2 separate regions of the Homo sapiens genome follow, and region 2 is linked to region 1. The links are chromatin loops, found by intact Hi-C in ENCODE. Cell type or tissue: dorsolateral prefrontal cortex. All regions are shown on one strand. Each heading gives the region's core, and the rest is flanking DNA. Links, peaks and the distances in the headings are about the cores only.

What was found. A loop is a pair of places that touch in the nucleus more often than their neighbours do. Peaks named below come from ENCODE experiments on the same cell type or tissue, not always from the same donor. Only the 100,000 strongest peaks of a DNase experiment are listed, where the experiment ranks them.
Region 2: it touches region 1 in a loop (6-fold over the local background); 8 of 110 quality-filtered maps call a loop at or near these places.

The regions. Positions count from the first base shown.
Region 1 is chr10:78,044,227-78,052,375 of GRCh38, reverse strand. It overlaps a transcript of RPS24 not described here. Among named protein-coding and RNA genes, the nearest start is that of RPS24, 14 kb to the right of the region's middle. RefSeq lists an enhancer at 4,747-4,806. In dorsolateral prefrontal cortex, for the core only: CTCF peaks have their summits at 4,707 and 4,906 (motif pointing left); DNase peaks (open chromatin) are centred at 4,905 and 5,202; H3K4me3 peaks cover 460 bases.
Region 2 is chr10:78,208,389-78,216,537 of GRCh38, reverse strand. No RefSeq gene overlaps it. Among named protein-coding and RNA genes, the nearest start is that of LINC00856, 36 kb to the left of the region's middle. RefSeq lists enhancers at 126-626, 1-3,905, 3,945-4,501. In dorsolateral prefrontal cortex, for the core only: a CTCF peak has its summit at 4,872 (motif pointing left); DNase peaks (open chromatin) are centred at 4,177 and 4,887; H3K27ac peaks cover 661 bases.

The sequences.
Region 1 (8,149 bases), core at 2,537-6,536:
CTCTCGGGAACCCTGACAGCAGTTTCCAAGGACAGAAAAACCAAGAACTAAGCCGGGGGTGGTGGCGGTCACCTGTAATCCCAGCACTTTGGGAGGCCTAGGCAGGTGGATCACTTGAGGCCAGGAGTCCGAGACCAGCCTGGCCAACATGGTGAAACCCCGTCTCTACTAAAAATACAAAAATTAGCCAGGCATGGTGGTGCATGCCTATAATCCCAGCTACTCAGGAGGCTGAGACACGAGAATTGCTTGAACCTGGGAGGCAGAGGTTGCAGTGAGCCGAGATCAAGCCACTGTACTCCAGCCTGGGCGACAGGGCAAGGCCCTGTCTCAAAATAAATAAATAAATAAATAAATTTTAAAAATGGACAATCCACAGAATAGGAGAAAATATTTGCAAACCATATATCTGATAAGAGATTTGCATCCAGGATATATAAACTAACACAACACAATAAAAAGACAAATCACCCCATTTGAAAATAAGCAAAGGATTCAAACAGGCATTTTTCTAAAGAAGACATATAAACAGCCAATAAGCAGATGAAATGATGCTCAACACCATTAGTTATTATGAAATGCAAATCAAAACCATAATGAGATACCACTTCATACCTACTTGCATGGCTAAAATCAAGTACAGATAATAACAAGTGTCAGGAAGGATGTGGAGAAATTAGAACCTTCGTACATTGCTGGTGGGAACATAAAATGGTGCTGCCTCTGTGGAAAACAGTTAACCAGAGAGTCACCATAAGGCCCAGCAATTCCACCCCGAGGTATATACCCAAGAGAAGTGAAAACATCCACACAAAAACTTGCACATGAATTTTCATAGCTGCAAAATTATTCAGAATAGCCAAAAAGCAGAAACAACACAAATATCCATCAACTGATGTTGACGTGGTAAATCCACACAAGGGAATGTTACTTGGTAATTAAAAGGAATAAATTACTGATACATGCTACGGTGTGGACATAGCACGGAAACATTAGGCTGAGTGAAAGAATCCGGTCATAAAAACCTATATACACTATATGATTTCATTTATATGAAGTTTCCAGAATAGACAAATTTATAAAAACAGAAAACAGATTTGTGGTTGCCAGGGGCTGGGGCAGAGGTTGAGGGAAATAGGGAGAGACTGCTAATGTCTACAGGGTTTCTTTTTGTTGTTGTTTGAGACAGAGTCTCACCCACTCTGTTGCCCAGGCTGGAGTGCAGTGGCGCAATCTCAGCTCGCTGCAACCTCTGCCTTCCAGGTTCAAGGGATTCTCCTGCCTTAGCCTCCCAAGTAGCTGGGATTACAGGTGCTCACCACCATGCCCGTCTAATTTTTTATTTTTAGTAGAGACAGGGTTTTGCCAGGTTGGCCATGCTGGTCTCGAACGCCTGACCTCAGGTGATCTGCTCGCCTCAGCCTCCCAAAGTGCAGGGATTATAAGCATGAGACACCTGCCGGGCTAAGGGTTTCTTTTTGGCATAATAAAAATGATCAAAAATGAATAGGTGTGGTGGGAGGATAGCTTGAGGCCAGGAGGCGCAACATAATGTAGAGACTCTGTCTCTACAAAAACTAAAAAAAAAGAAAAAAAAAGTAGCTGGGCCTGGTGCTGTGCACCTGTAGTCCTAGTTATGTGGGAGGCTGAAGTGGAAGAATTACTTTAGCCTAGGAGTTCGAGGATGCAACGAGCTATGATCACATCACTGCACTCCAGGCTGGGTGACAGAGTGAGACCAAATAAAAATCAAAATGTTTAAAAATTAGGTGGTGGTGGTGGTTGCACCACTCTGCAAATACATTGAAACCCATTGAATTGCACACTTTACAAGGGTGAATATATGGTCTGTGAATTAAACCTCAATAAAGCTCTTATTCTCTTTTTAAAGCGGCCACTTGCTGAGGTCTGGGAGTGACAAGAAGGAAAGAAAGACAGATGTCTCAGCGGTGGGAGTGGTGGCTGCATTGGATACATCAGCAGCCCTCCTGCCCTCAAACCTTCCCAGCAGGTGCTCCTCAGCCCCAGGTAAGTGGGAGTGGGCTCCATGAGCTGACAGACCAGTCAGCATCTTGTCCCTGGGAAGTGGCAAGGAGGATGCAGGTCTAACTAATCTGGCCGGAAGTTTGGAATGGGGAGCAATAAAATCCTGGTTGTGGCAGCCATGGGGCAGAAAGGGGAACAAAGAAAAGCCAGCCTGTAGAGAGAGAGAGAGAGGCATAGACTCAAAGAGGGGGAAGGAGGAAGGAGGGGAGAAGGAAGAGCTGATTTGTTCTGAAATGATTTTCCAGACCCAAATCCAGGGAGGCTGCCAGCACCGCCTACCTTTTGGCTTTGTTAGATCACCCACAGCTTCCCAGTAAACTTCCCCCTTTTGCTGGGAGGTTTCTGCTGAAAGGATCCCTATGAAGCAACCATTTTCTTCCTGCTGTGGCAAAGACTGGTCATTGTCCCCCAAAACTGTGCTCCCACATCTGCCTGAGCTGGAACAAGCCTATATTTCCCAGCCCACCTCACAGTTATTAGGTGTTGCAGGAGACTAAGTCCCAGCCGATGGAAGAGGAGCAGAAAAAACACAGGTGACTTCTGGTCTGGCCTTTGTGGAGAGTGGGTGGCCTCCCACAGGCCCCAGTACTAGGGCAAGGTGCTCTTAGGGTCAAGGAGATGCTGACCTTGCACTAGCACCACTGTGGGTGAAGACCTCCTTGGATTTCACATGCTAAGCGCTTCATTGCCTCACCCAGTCCCAGCCCCACTGTGATGGGCAACTATCCCTCAGAATGGCACCAGCATTGGCAGCAAAGTGGAGAGAGAAAACGTCTAGGCCCTCGAAGACGCTGTTAAACTGCAGTGTCCACCAACCCTGAAGGCTCCTGGGCATCCAGGGGGTTCTTACAGGAGCTAATAAGCAACCTCACTGTTCAAGGCAGTGTAAGCTGACTTCTCAGAGACTTGCAGCAGAAGGCCTCCTCCCTAACATACCCTCTAAACCCATGACAAAGCCAGCTCAGGAGCACCAGTGGGCGATGTTTCAACTCTAGCTTCCCAGGGAACATTTCTGTACCAGTGACACGCTCTGTGAGACGACACAGGGCAATGAACTGAACAGCAGGGAAAAGGTACCCCAGACAGCATGCAGTGTTTTGTTACCTTAAAAAAGCAAGAAACAGCACTTGAGTAGCAAACGGCTCACTTGCTGTCAGAGGTGGCGTGAACTCCAGGGGAAGACGCCTGAAGCTTACTCCTTTCCCCAGCATGAATGAGCTGAAGGACTTGGGGCAAGTCATCTACCCTCTGTGCCTCATCCATAAACAGAAGAAAAAGCAGCCCGTCTTGCATGCTGCGTGAAGGTGCCAAAGGAACTGAAGAGCTCTCCTTCCCCGCTCCAAGGAGGCCTGATGGAAAGAGACATCATGTTTAACTTGTTTCCTCCACCAAGGACAGCTGCAGTTAACAATGTTTGCCTATGGGTTGGGCAATTTTTTTTTTTTTTTTTTTTTTGAGATGGACTCTCGCTCTGTCGCCCAGGCTGGAGTGCAGTGGTGCAATCGCGGCTCACTGCAACCTCCCTCTCCCAGGTTCAAGCGATTCTTCTGCCTCAGCCTCCTGAGCAGCTGGGACCACAGGTGCATGCCCCCATGCCCGGCTAATTTTTGTGTTTTTAGTAGAGACGGGGTTTCACCATATTGACCAAGCTGGTCTCGAACTCCTGACCTTGTGATCTGCCCATCTTGGCCTCCCAACGTGATTACAGGCGTGAGCCACCGCACGCGGCTGGGTTGGGCAATTTCTAACCAGACTCTCTGAATATCATCATCGACGGTGGGAGCCAGCAGAGGGCTGGACCACTCTTTTGAATCCCCTTATAACCCAGGGATGAGCACATCTATAGCGCTCTGAAAAGGCAGTTCTGGAGATTTCCTGCCCAGGCAGAGCAGTGGCTCAGCTGGGTGAGCAGTCACCGAGAGTATAGGATGCCAATCCCTGGATTAACGAGGTGAATGCCAAAGACCCTCCGAGGCAATGTATTTTTGGAAGAAATACACACTGCAGCAGAAAAGAGAACATGGTATAAATTTTCCTTCTTCCAAACAGTGCAGAATAGAAACCTATAAAAGCAAATTCTGGATGTCTGAAGATATGGACTTTTTAAAAAATCTTGTTTGAGAGATTCCACCTTACTGACTTGCACCATATCCCTGGAAATGCTTCCTTAAGTGGCTACTGGAGATGGATGTCATGTAGCAGGGTTTACAGATCCCCTGCAATCCGAGGTCCTTGAAAAGCACAAGGCAGTCTCTTCCTCAACTCCCAGGGCAGAATTTTATAGTGGAAAGAGATGTTGACAGCCACTTTCTCAGCACCACTCTCTCATCCTACAGTGTAGGAAACTGAGACCCAGAGGAGAAAGGGGTCTTGCCAGAGATCTTAAAGTGTGGTGGGGCAGAGCTAAGGCTTGAAAACAGGTCTTGGACCCAGCACTGTGGCCCCGGACCCATGCTTGTCAAAGAATAGGACAGAGGCATAGCACTGTAGGCAGAAGGCTGAAGCAGAATCGGGCTGCTGGGGTTCCCAGCCTTCGGCCCCCACCTCCCCCAATAGAAACCGCAAGCTGCCTGGCTGGGCAGCTACAAAAGGGGGAATGCTGTTTGCACAGGATCTGCAGAGACCTCGCAGCACGGATGGGTAGACATCACCATGCACATATGAACAGCAGAAAGCCCTCCAGGTTCAGCTTCCCTACGAGGGCCGAATCCTATAAACAAGATTACCACCCCCATTAGACCTTCTCTGAGAAGAAAGAGTGACCTCTCCAGTTGATCTGGCATCAAGCTTTTTTCATGCTTCCACAAGGGTAGCGGTCTTGACAACAAAGCAGACCGCTTCCACGTCTGTGCCCACAGTGCCCCCTTGTGGGAGTCTGCATAGTGCATCACACGTCTTTATTTCACCAAGTGAAAAGGCAGGGATGGGGCAGTCTACAGCACTGTCCTACCGGGTCTCCACAGCTGTCCCCCTCTGGAATATCCTCCCCTTCCCTAAGCTCAGTGGTTCTCAAACTTTAGCATGCATCTGAATCACCTGGAGAGCTTATCAAAACACAGGTTCTGGCTGGACGCGGTGGCTCACACCTATAATCCCAGCACTTTTGGAGGCCGAGGCCAGCGGATCACCTGACGTCAGGAGTTCAAGACCAGCCAGACCAACATGGTGAAATCCCATCTCTACTAAAAAGTACAAAAAAAAAAAAAATTAGCCAGGCGTGGTGGCAGGCACCAGTAGTCCCAGCTACTCAGGAAGCTGAGGTGGAGAATCGCACCCAGGAGGCGGAGGTTGCAGTGAAGCAAGATCACGCCACTGCACTCCAGCCTGGGCAACTCAAAAAAAAAAACAGGTTACCTGGCCCCACCCACAGCTTCTGATTCAGTAATTCTAGGGTGGAGCCCAAGAAATTGAATTTCTAGCAAGTTCCCTGGTGACACTGCTGCTGCTGTCCAGGACCACACCTGGAGAATCGCTGCCTCAGCTAATCACCTCCACCCATTTAAGGCTCAGGACCATTTCTAGCTCCTTGGCAAGATGTTCCACAAATGCCCCCAGGCTTATCATAGGATGCCATAGTTGTGTAACTTTAACCAAGTTCCTTAACCTCTTTGAGCCTCAATTTCCTCATCTATAAAATGGGGGTAATAGTACTTCCCTCCGAGTGCAGGTAAATGAGGCCAGGTGCAGTGGATCATGCCTGTAATCCCAGCACTTTGGGAGGCTGAGGCAGGTGGGTCACCTGAGGTCTGGAGTTCAAGACCAGCCTGGCCAACATGGAGAAACCCTGTCTCTACTATACAAAAATTAGCCAGGTGTGGTGGTACACACCTGTAATCCCAGCTACTATGGAGGCTGAGGCAGGAGAATCACTTGAACCCAGAAGGTGGAGGTTGCAGTGAGCTGAGATTGCGCCACTGGTGCAATCCAGAGCTCCAGCCTGGGTGACAGAGCGAGACTCATTCTCAAAAAAAAAAAAAAAAAAAGGTAAATGAGATAATTTGTGCAAGACTTAGCTCAGTACCTGGCACATGGTAAACAATAAATGTTAGCTATTCTGTGGTCATTAATTAGCAATAGTATTACTGTTCATCTGCCAGCTTCTTGAGGGCAGAGACAGTATTCCCATTAGAGACAGAATTCTCAGAGGCAGAACGGATCTTAGAGAAACTTCAGTCCAGCTTCCCAAGCCTGAGCTCACCTGGGAAGCTTCAGTCCAGTTTCCTGAAGCAGCCTCACCTGGGAAGCTATTAAAACATCAGGTGCTTGGGCGCTACCCAGATCTACTAACTCTGAAAACTGGGGCAAGAGGCTGGGCATTTGTTGTTTTTGAGACAGAGCCTCGCTCTGTCACCCAGGCTGGAGTGCAGTGGCATGGTCTCGGCTCACTGCAACCTCCGCCTCCTGGGTTCAAGCAATTCTCGTGCCTCCACCTCCTGAGTAATTGAGATTACAGGCACGCACCACCACGCCCAGCTAATTTTTGTATTTTTAGTAGAGATGTTTCACCATGTTGGCCAGGCTGGTCTCGAACTCCTGACGTCAAGTGATCCACCCGCCTCAGCCTCCCAAAGTGCCGGGATTACAGGTATAAGCCACCACACCCAGCCAGCATTTGTATTTTTAACAAGCCCCCAGCCTGGCCAACATGGTGAAACCCCATCTCTACTAAAAATACAAAAAATTACCCAAGCATGGTGGCAGGCGCCTGTAGTTCCAGCTACTCAGAAGACTGAGGCAGGAGAATCGCTTGAACTCAGGAGGCAGAGGTTGCAGTGAGCCAAAACAGTGCCACTGCACCCCAGCCTGGGTGACAAAGCAACACTCCATCTCACAAAAAGAAAAAAAGAAAGCCCCCACCTGCCAGGTTTCGGAATTACTCATCTAGCCCGGATAGCAGACAGACACAGGGAGGGAAATAGAAGCCCAGAAAAGGGAAGTCTTTTGCCCATCCATGGCCCCAGCTGATTGTAAGCTGAGTGGAGATCAGGAACTGTGACTCCTGATTCCTGATCTGGTCCCTTTTTCCGAGTTATTAATACTTGGGGCCAGGCGCGGTGCCTCACGACGGTAATCCCAGCACTTTGGGAGGCGGGGTGGGCAGATCACCTGAGGTCAGGAGTTCAAGACCAGCCTGACCAACATGGAAAAACTCCGTCTCTACTACAAAATACAAAATTAGCCAGGTATGGTGGCACATGCCTGTAATCCCAGCTACTCGGGAAGCTGAGGCAGAGAATTGCTTGAACCCAGGAGGCGGAGGTTGCAGTGAGCTGAGGTCGTGCCATTGCACTCCAGCCGGGGCAACAAGAGTGAAACTCCATCTCAAAAAAATACGATAAATACTTGGATGCCATCTCATCGACCCATAACCTTCTACATAAATTCCCTCTCCAATATGCATGATGAGCAGCCAGAGCGTTGCCAAAGTATTTCCTGTGTGGAGGAACTCGGCATGTGAAAAGAACACACAATCCACTGCAGAACATCTAATTCTCCAACGTTTTATTTTCTTTAACCAAAACACTGAACAAGTGAAATCCTTAGCTTGGCATACAAGATCCTCCCTGATTTATTCTCCGCTGACCTCTCCAGCTTCGTTTCTTACCAGGACCTCACCTGTACCCTCTCATCCAGACTGTGGGCACTGGGAGGCAGGTCTCATTTCTGCCTCCCCTCAACATCTGGCATGCGGGAAGTTCAAGGGTGAGTGGATGGGGAAGGACAGTTGGATTAATGTATGGAGGTGTGTTCACAAAGCTCTAAAACCCAGGAGAGCCTCTCTGCCAGCACAAATGAGTCAGGTGTCATACTTCTGTGCTCTAGCAGCCAACCTGAAGACTATTTTTGAAATGGAGTATCTCCCACCAGAAATGCATTGTGCAAAACTCTGCTCAAAGGCATCAGTCATGTAGGGCCTTCCATCTTGTTGATTCAAGAGAATGCCTACCTACCCACTCTGCTCCCACCTCCCCAGTGTCATCCTCTCTTCCCCTTGCAGAATGACTGGTCTCACCTTGTCCCACACTGCCTGCTCCCATCTCCCTGCTTTCTTTCCTATTTTTCATGGCCTCAAATGAGAACTTTCTCCTGTGCATCCAAATCA
Region 2 (8,149 bases), core at 2,376-6,375, 160 kb before region 1:
TTCAGCAACATACCAAAATATTTACAGGGTTTATCTCTGAGTGCTGGGATTATGGGTGTTTTTAATTTTCTTGTTTGCTTATCTGTATTTTTAAATTTTCTACAAAGAGCATGCATTGTTTTTGTAATAAGAAGGGAAAAAACATAAAGTAATTTATAATTAAATATCCACTACACAACCTCCTTGTCTCCTGAGCTGGTTTGGACTTCGACTCTAGGCTTCCTAGACATTGCATTCCCAGTGGGATGCCCCAAGGACAGAGGGGGCTGACCCTCCTGAGGGCCAGCTCTGTTATTCCCTCTCTGTGTGACCTCAGGTCCTTAGATGCCTTGTCTGGGCCTGGCTTTCCTCCCCTACCCAACAACAATCCTAAGACCTGCCCTGTCTTCTCCACATGATGTCTGGGACACCCAGGAGACGACCACTGGGCTTTTTATGTAGCGCCCCATGCTTGTATGCAGGTCACAATTCTGATGGCCAGCAGAAGCAAGGGGAGCCTGACCAGAGCCATCGCCACCTGCCAAGTGCAAGGACCCCAGGCCCTGTCCAGGAGGCTGTGGGTCAGCTCCGGGAGCCAGCTGGAATTCAAAGTAGTCGGGCTGCTTGGAGAAACGTGCAAGATGCAAATCAGACACGTGAGTGGCGCCCGGCTGGAAGAACTGTGTCTCCCTCCAAGCGGGGCTCTGAGTGTCAGATTTTCCACTCTGTTTCTCTGTAGCATGTTCTGCACATCCCAGTGCTAAAAATAACTGTGGCGCGTGAGTGGGGGAGCAGCCCCAGAGAGGCTCCAAGAGCCACTGGGGCGGTTTGGCACGCCAACCTCCTTCCTCTGGGCAGTACATGCCCCAGCTGCAGAGGTTGGGGTCTGTTCCCCCAACACAAACCCCTCTCCCCTTTCCTCCCACCTCCTTCCCTGTGTCGAAATTCTTCCTCCCTTTGTGACCCCAGGGACCCAGAGAGCTGGCAGCTCTGGAAATTACAGGGATAGAAAAGCCCAAAAGAGGTCATCTTATCCACCTCTTGGGAGAACACAGTCACCCCTAAATCCTTAAGGACAACAGAGAAAGTCCTCTTAGTCTAAAACCAATCACTGAAATCCAATCTGGCAAATGGTCCACAGTCTCTGCTACTTGGAAAGTTATTCCTTGAGTCTAACTGGGACCTCTGCTGCTACAGCCAAAGCCCAGCTCCTGTTGTTCTCCCACTAGGGAGAGGAGAAAGAGAATCGCTAATCTCAAATTCAGATCAAACTGAACATAGAAGACATGTGTGGACCAGTGGCCTCTACTGTCCTGAGACCCTGGGACTCCCATACCACAGCAAGAAGGAGTTATGTGTTCCTCCCTACTGAGGGTGAAACTCCAGCTGAGCCAGCCTGTTGCCACATATCTATTCAACTTTGCTGGGCACCGTCTGCCCAGCATAAGACGCATTGCCAGTGCTTCTGCACCAGGCCTGGGGAGGAAGTCAGGAGACGCAGAAACCCAAGATGACACTTGCACCCTTAAAGAGCTTAGGGTTGAGTTTGGGACTCAGGTTCATGCCTGGAAAGAAAATTTACTTTGCACCCAACCAATGGCTGAGTGAGATGCAGCAGTCAGTGCACCGCCAAGGGGTGAGAGGTTGGGGGTGTCCCTGGAGAAACAGAGCTCTGAGATACATGACGGGAGTTGAGAGGTCTGAGCAAAAACAGGGAGGGTGAGACCATGGATTTTGTGGACACCAGGGACTACTGAGGGGAGGGCAAGGGCTCTGGATGTCCAAGAGAGGCACGGTGGAAAACAAGGTTGAGATCTGATGGTGAAGCCCTTTGGACGCCAAGAGGAGAGATTTGAACTTCATTCCTCAGGCCACATTTCTTAGATAATATTCCAAAATGGGGTATTAAATAATGATATCATGAAACAAAAGAAGGTGCATGGGGGTGTGGCATAATTAAATTTGGCAAACTGAGAAGGAAGGGACAAAGGAAGCCACGTTTCCCAAACTATTTGACCATGAAGCCCTTTCATCACAGAGATCCTCGTGGGACTGCCATTCTGGTTAACACACTCTAGGAAAAGGGTTTTGAAAAAGCCAGGAACATCATGGCATTATCGCTTTAGGACGTTGGTCTAAAGGGCTGCTGGAGGTCGTGGCAGCTGCAGTGCAGGGCAAGGTGAGACGGGGAGGAGAGGTGCAGGCAGTGGGCAGACCTGGAGGTGGAACAATGGCAGGCCCAGGACAGGCAGAGGGACCTGGAAGAGTCCGAAGAGCCACAGTGACGCTACATGGGACCATGTGCCTTTTCCAAGCCTCAGTTTCCCCTCCTGTGGAATGGGATGGCCTCTTTTCACAAGACAGTTGGGAGGACCCTTGAGTCTGTGTGAGTGGAAAAGTCTGGAAAGCTGGAAAGAGTCCGGAGCTCTTCTATCAACATTCAGAGGAATGGAGGCTGGCGATGGAGTGGTCGGATTAGGACAGAAAGACCAACGATGGATTCAGGAGAGAGCAAGCAGCATGAGGCTGGAAGCCCCCAGTACCTCTATTTCCCTTCTGCTGCCTCATATTTGCATTGTTTCTTCCTCTCCAGCCCCTCTGACCCTTCCTCCAACAATGCAGAGCCTCAGAGAAAACAGTGTGCAATTGGAGGGAGACTGCTTGTCTTCCAGGCCGGCTCCAGCAATGCCATGCTGTACATCTCTGAGCCAGTCCCTCGACTTCTCTGAGACTCAGTTTCCTCATCTGTGAAAGGAAGAGAAGGGCGATGATAGTAACAACGCATTTGAGGTCTCTCCAGGTGCTGGGCTGAGTTCTTGCTTTATGACAACTCAATGAAACAGGAACTATTACCACTCCTGTTCAACACGTGGAAACTGAGGTGCTGAGAAGTGAAGGGAGTTGCCCAGGGTGACACAGGGGGTGATGAAGCCAGGACAGGCCCACTGCAGATGGCTGTTGGGAGGGCTGGATGAAATGGTGGAGAAGAAACATTCTTAAGACTGGCATTTGCTTGTCATCTTATAATGCCATTAAGATGGTGTAGCAGATTGCACTTTCCAAAGATGCCCACCACACCATCACCCATCCCACAGGCTTTTTGGCAATATGACCTTCCCCTCCTCTATAAAGAAGTGGGTTCTATTTCTCTGCCCTCTTGAATTTGGGTGGGTCATGATGATTTTTTCCAAAAGAATAGGAGGAAGAGACCTTGTGCCAGTCCAAGCCTTAGCCCTTAACTAGCCTGACAGCCTCCACTGGCAGTGTCCTGGGAGCTAGCTGCTACATAAAAAGAATCACTACCCTGAGCCCACACTGCTGGGAGAGGCCCAAGCCACGTGGAGAGGCCCTGGAGGATGAGATGCTGCAAGAAGAGAGGCAAAGACCCCAAGAAGCCAGCCTTAGCCACCACATGAGAGACCCAGGTGAGTCCCAGACAACCCAGAGAGCAGAGCAAAAGAAGAAGACATTGCTCGAAGCCCCTCTCTTCTGGTATGGTTGTTACACAGCAGTAGAGAACCAGTCAGATGCGGCCCTCTTTCCACTTTCAGCTCTAAGGCAGAAGGTCGCCACAAAGAGATGAGGAAGAGGAAAGAAGAGGGGTGGAGGGGTGGAGTCAGGACTGCAAGGAGCTGAGGCAGGGAGCTGCCCTCTGCCTCTGCCTCTGCCTCTGGGCCCCAGCCTCGGAATCAGCCCAGCTTACAGCCCTCAGACAGTGGCCAGCCCATGACTTACGATGGGGCGCAGGTCAGGCTACCGGCCCCTCTGGGCTGCCATCTCCTCTCCAGTTACGTGGGGAGCTGTGGGCTGCCCTCCCCTCTCCTGTTATGTGGGGAGCTGTGGGCTGCCCTCCCCTCTCCTGTTATGTGGGGAGCTGTGGCCTGCCCTCCCCTCTCCTGTTATGTTGGGAGCTGGATGGAGTCGACGACCCCTGAGGGCCACTGCAGCTCTTGCATGCTGGATCTCCACTGCTGGGGGGCGGGGCAGGGGGGCGGTCATTCTGGCTGTGGTTCTATCCAGCAGAGCCAGGAAACACTAGGGCTGGTCAGACCCCAGAGCCCTCAGGACATCCCCACCCCTGGGTCTTCATACCCCTAGAGAGGCCAACACCACAGGCCTGAGGGCCAGCAAGTCCAGCCCAGCCAGACAGTGGAGCTGGAGAGCAGAAGGCCACACCTGCTGACTCTCACCCAGACACACTGTGGCCCTGAGCCTACTGGGCCCATGCCAGGACAGGCCCTTTACACAGAAGAGCCTATTTAATCCTCACAGTCATCCGGAGTGCCAGATAATGCTATTATCTCATTTCTCAGATGAAGAGTCTGAGGCTCAGAGACTTCAGCAAAATCACACCACTGCAGTGTGAAGCCAGAATTGAAACCTGGAGGCCTAATTCCATGACTCTCCCTCCCCTCCACTGTGCTTCCGCTGGTGGGTACATCCGCAGACACAAACACACCACCCTGCTCCCCACACAGCCCGACCTGCCCTGCTCGCTCACACACATACTTTCATGTGTGATGGTGCATACGTGTAGACACATCCCATGCTGGTACACACCAGTTCATACGGAAACCCACATTCACACAGGTTGTGTGTGTCGCACACAGACACTCCCATCCCTACACATGTAGACCCAGGCACCCAGGGCCCTGACATTTGCTCACACATACACCCCTACACTCCAGCCCCACAGGCTCAGGTGCAGACATCTGTGTGCATACATCCTCATCACACACGTACACACACAAACACTGCACCTTGTTTAATGATGCCCAGGAAATGAGAGTCATTATTTTTATTTTTTTAAAAAAAAGAGCCTCTCAAATGCCAATAGATTCCAGCATGTTTTTTCAGTGCTAAAAGGTTTTACAAGCAAAAGTCACCCAACAGTGCCACCTGCTGAAGGCTGGCTATTCTCTCCCGTCCTGCCTGTTCCATCCTTAGTAGGGTGAAACCTGTCCTCAGTTTCCCCCAAAGCGCTCAGGACTTGGGAGCTGGGTGGGGGAAGCTGGGGGAGAAAGTGGGTGCAGGTGGACAGAGGAGAGGTTATACCGAGGCAGGGGAACACATGGAGAAGGACTTCCAGAGCAGGCAAGGAGAGGAAGATGAAAGAGAGAGGCCTGCAGGGAGACAGAGAGGCCAGGCAGGGAGCTGAGAGAAAACCATGGGACTCAGAGAATAAGAGAGAGAGCACAGATAGAAAAGACTGGGAGGGAAAGTCTGGCATGCAGATGGGAGAGAGGGGAGGGAGGATGAAAGAGACCCGAGGAAGGACTAGAGGGGCAGCCAGAAATGGCGGAGAGCCCTCCCCAACGTCGGCCCCCTGGACCCACAAGGGGCACGAGCCTGGCAGCTGGCCCTCCCTCCCTCCAGGGGTGCCTCTACTGCAGGGGCCTGAGGCTGCAGTGTTTTCCTGGAGGTGGGGATGCCCCAATGCCCCCCTCAGCCCTCCAAAATGTTTGTCAAGCAGCCCCTGTCCCTAAGGGGCTCAGCTCCCCGCCACACACCCTGCCAGCAGGTCAGGATGAGGCAACTGTCAACAGGAAAGGGCTCTTACCTGAAGTATCTGGCTTCTTAGGTGCGAGTGACATCCAGAGAGAGGATTTGTTCAAGGCCACACAGAAAATTAGGAAGAGTCAGCCCTAGAAACTTCAGGGGCCCACGCACGGGCCTCCACCCCTGTGTCAACTGAGATGACAACCCTCTTCTTTCTTGATAGAATCATGGAGGAAAGAGAGATTTGAATCTGCATTCAGTGGTTCCAGACCACAGGAGAGTAGGGGATTAACCACAAGGCCCCAGGGGGAGACCGAGGCCACATTCTTGAGTCACCATGTCAGTACCCACCCCTCTGGAGTCAGGTGGATCAGAGCAGGACAATCATCAGTCCAAGAGAAAACCACTGACCTTCAACTCATGAGACATTGGCGCTGAAAGCTCCCACTGATCCCTTCCCGTGGGGACACTGAGCCTAGGGGAGTGGGGCATGCTGGGGTGAAGCAGAGGGCCTGAGCAGAGGGCATGAGAACCCCCCACCCTCCCAAGCCAGCTGCCCACACAAACCTCTTGACACTGATGGAGCCAACTCCTCAAAATCCTGAGGTCTGGGCTCCCTAGAAGGTGGCAACTTTGGGGGCTTCATCCTTCCCTTCTGAGGCCTAAATTCTGGTCCTCTTCTCTCTCCCAAGGGGACACTTCCTCCAACAGAAAGGACCCTGGCAGGGAAAGTCTTGGGGTAATTTTTCTTTTTTATGAAACCCCCTGATATCTCCCGTAGCTCAGCTGGAGTCACAAGGAGGCACCTCTCTCACCTTTGTAGAAACACACAGGGCTGCAGAAAGCTGGCTGACTACACAATGCAGAGCAGGTGCCGGCTTGCATCTCATTTACATATGTTTGCATATGCTTTCTTACTTCTCAAAATACCAGGAAACTATCCTCCATTCTCCATCCTATAGCTTCTTGGCATTTACAGTCTCTCCTGACTTACACGGGGTATCTCAATGCTGTGGACTTCCATTTGCTTAGCTAGAGAAGGACTTGGATTATAAATCCAACAGACTCTAAACTCCTTAAAAGCGGCATCCTGGTGCCAACCTGCCCCCTTCCCTCCTCCCAGGCCAGACCATTCACCCCCTCACTAAACATACCCTGTTCTTCTGTGCCAAAAAGAATTGGCTGATGCTGTTCCCCCTGCCTGAAAGACCCTTTCCTCTCCTTCTCTACCTGAAAAGCTCGTATTCAGACATCAAGACTCAGTTCAAATGGAACTTCTGCAAAACTACGGCATGTGAGTTTCTCTATTTTCTCCAGCACCTCCAAGCAGAACAATCACTTCTCAGTGGGCCCCAGCACTTTGGCTCATTAACAGCCAACAACTAAAGGGAAAATTTATTATACCACAAAATGATATTGAATAATACAGCACATGTATTTCCTCTTAGACTGTGAATTTGTTGAGGGCAGGAACCATGGGAGACGCAGCCATCACTGCATAGCCTATAGCTCCCAGCTCTGGGAAAATGACTGCGTAATCATTGTTTGATGAATGGATGAATGAATGATTCTCTCCATGGTCTTTATGCTCACAGATTCTGTGATTCTTCCTCCTTCATGGCTAGCTCAGACTAGGTTAAAGAGCAGTGATATTCTACTCAATATTTTACAACTTGAAATAACACAGACAGAGGGTCCATGTGGACCCTGTCTGCTTTCGAGCACCAGCGCTTCACAAACAAAACCCCAATCAGGTTCTGCAACCCCAGGTGGGGCCTTGGGCCCAGAGGTGAGGGAGGCAATGGGGCCAAGGCTGCTGTTTAGGAAACAAATAACCAAGTGGGGAAATTTACAGTCAGATAATTGGCAGCTCTGGTGCACAGTCAAATGCAGTAAATTAAGTGTTTTCCTGTAAATCAAGTTTATGATTTGCACTGGAGATGTAATTGTTAAAACTGTTCATTTTACCCGCAAATAGCAGTTGAAAGAAACCAATTTAGGAGTGACAGATTGGTTTTTGATTCTAACTGTAGTGCTAAAACAGTTAATTTTAATAACATCCTTTGGACAGGAGTCTGCTTGTTACTTAATATCATAGTCAACAATTTGAAAACTGCATGTTCAGCCACTGCTGCTTCCGCTAAAAATTAATCCCATTTTTCCCCTGAATGGAGGTATTTCTCAGCAGGAAGCAGTATGTCCATGCAGAAGGACTTTCCTCATTTACAGGGTTACAACCCTTCCACTCTGGGGAAGGGAGGCCACAAGAAGGTGAGGTATAGGCTAAAAGGAAACAGGTCCTGGAATGTTGAGGCCAATGGGGACCCTCCCTAATGTAGGAAACCCTTCAATGGCAAAGGGGATCACAATCTGAAGCTCCTGCCTGCACACTTCCATTGGCCAGGATGCCTCCTCTCCCCTGGGGTTCTACCCAGCTCTGAACCCTGAAACCATGTAGACATCAACTCTGAATAAACAGGACAGATTCTATCTTTCAGACTTGTCACCGTCCTCTTTCCCATCTCAGGACACACACCTGAGTCTGTCAACTTTCAAGTCTAGTCTATGGTGTCCAAGACTGGATCCATTACTTTTGTCACTCACCAGCTTGGATCCTAAGCACCCAGTGGGTTCACCGCTCCCAGGACCAGGATGCCACTGGATTATGGGA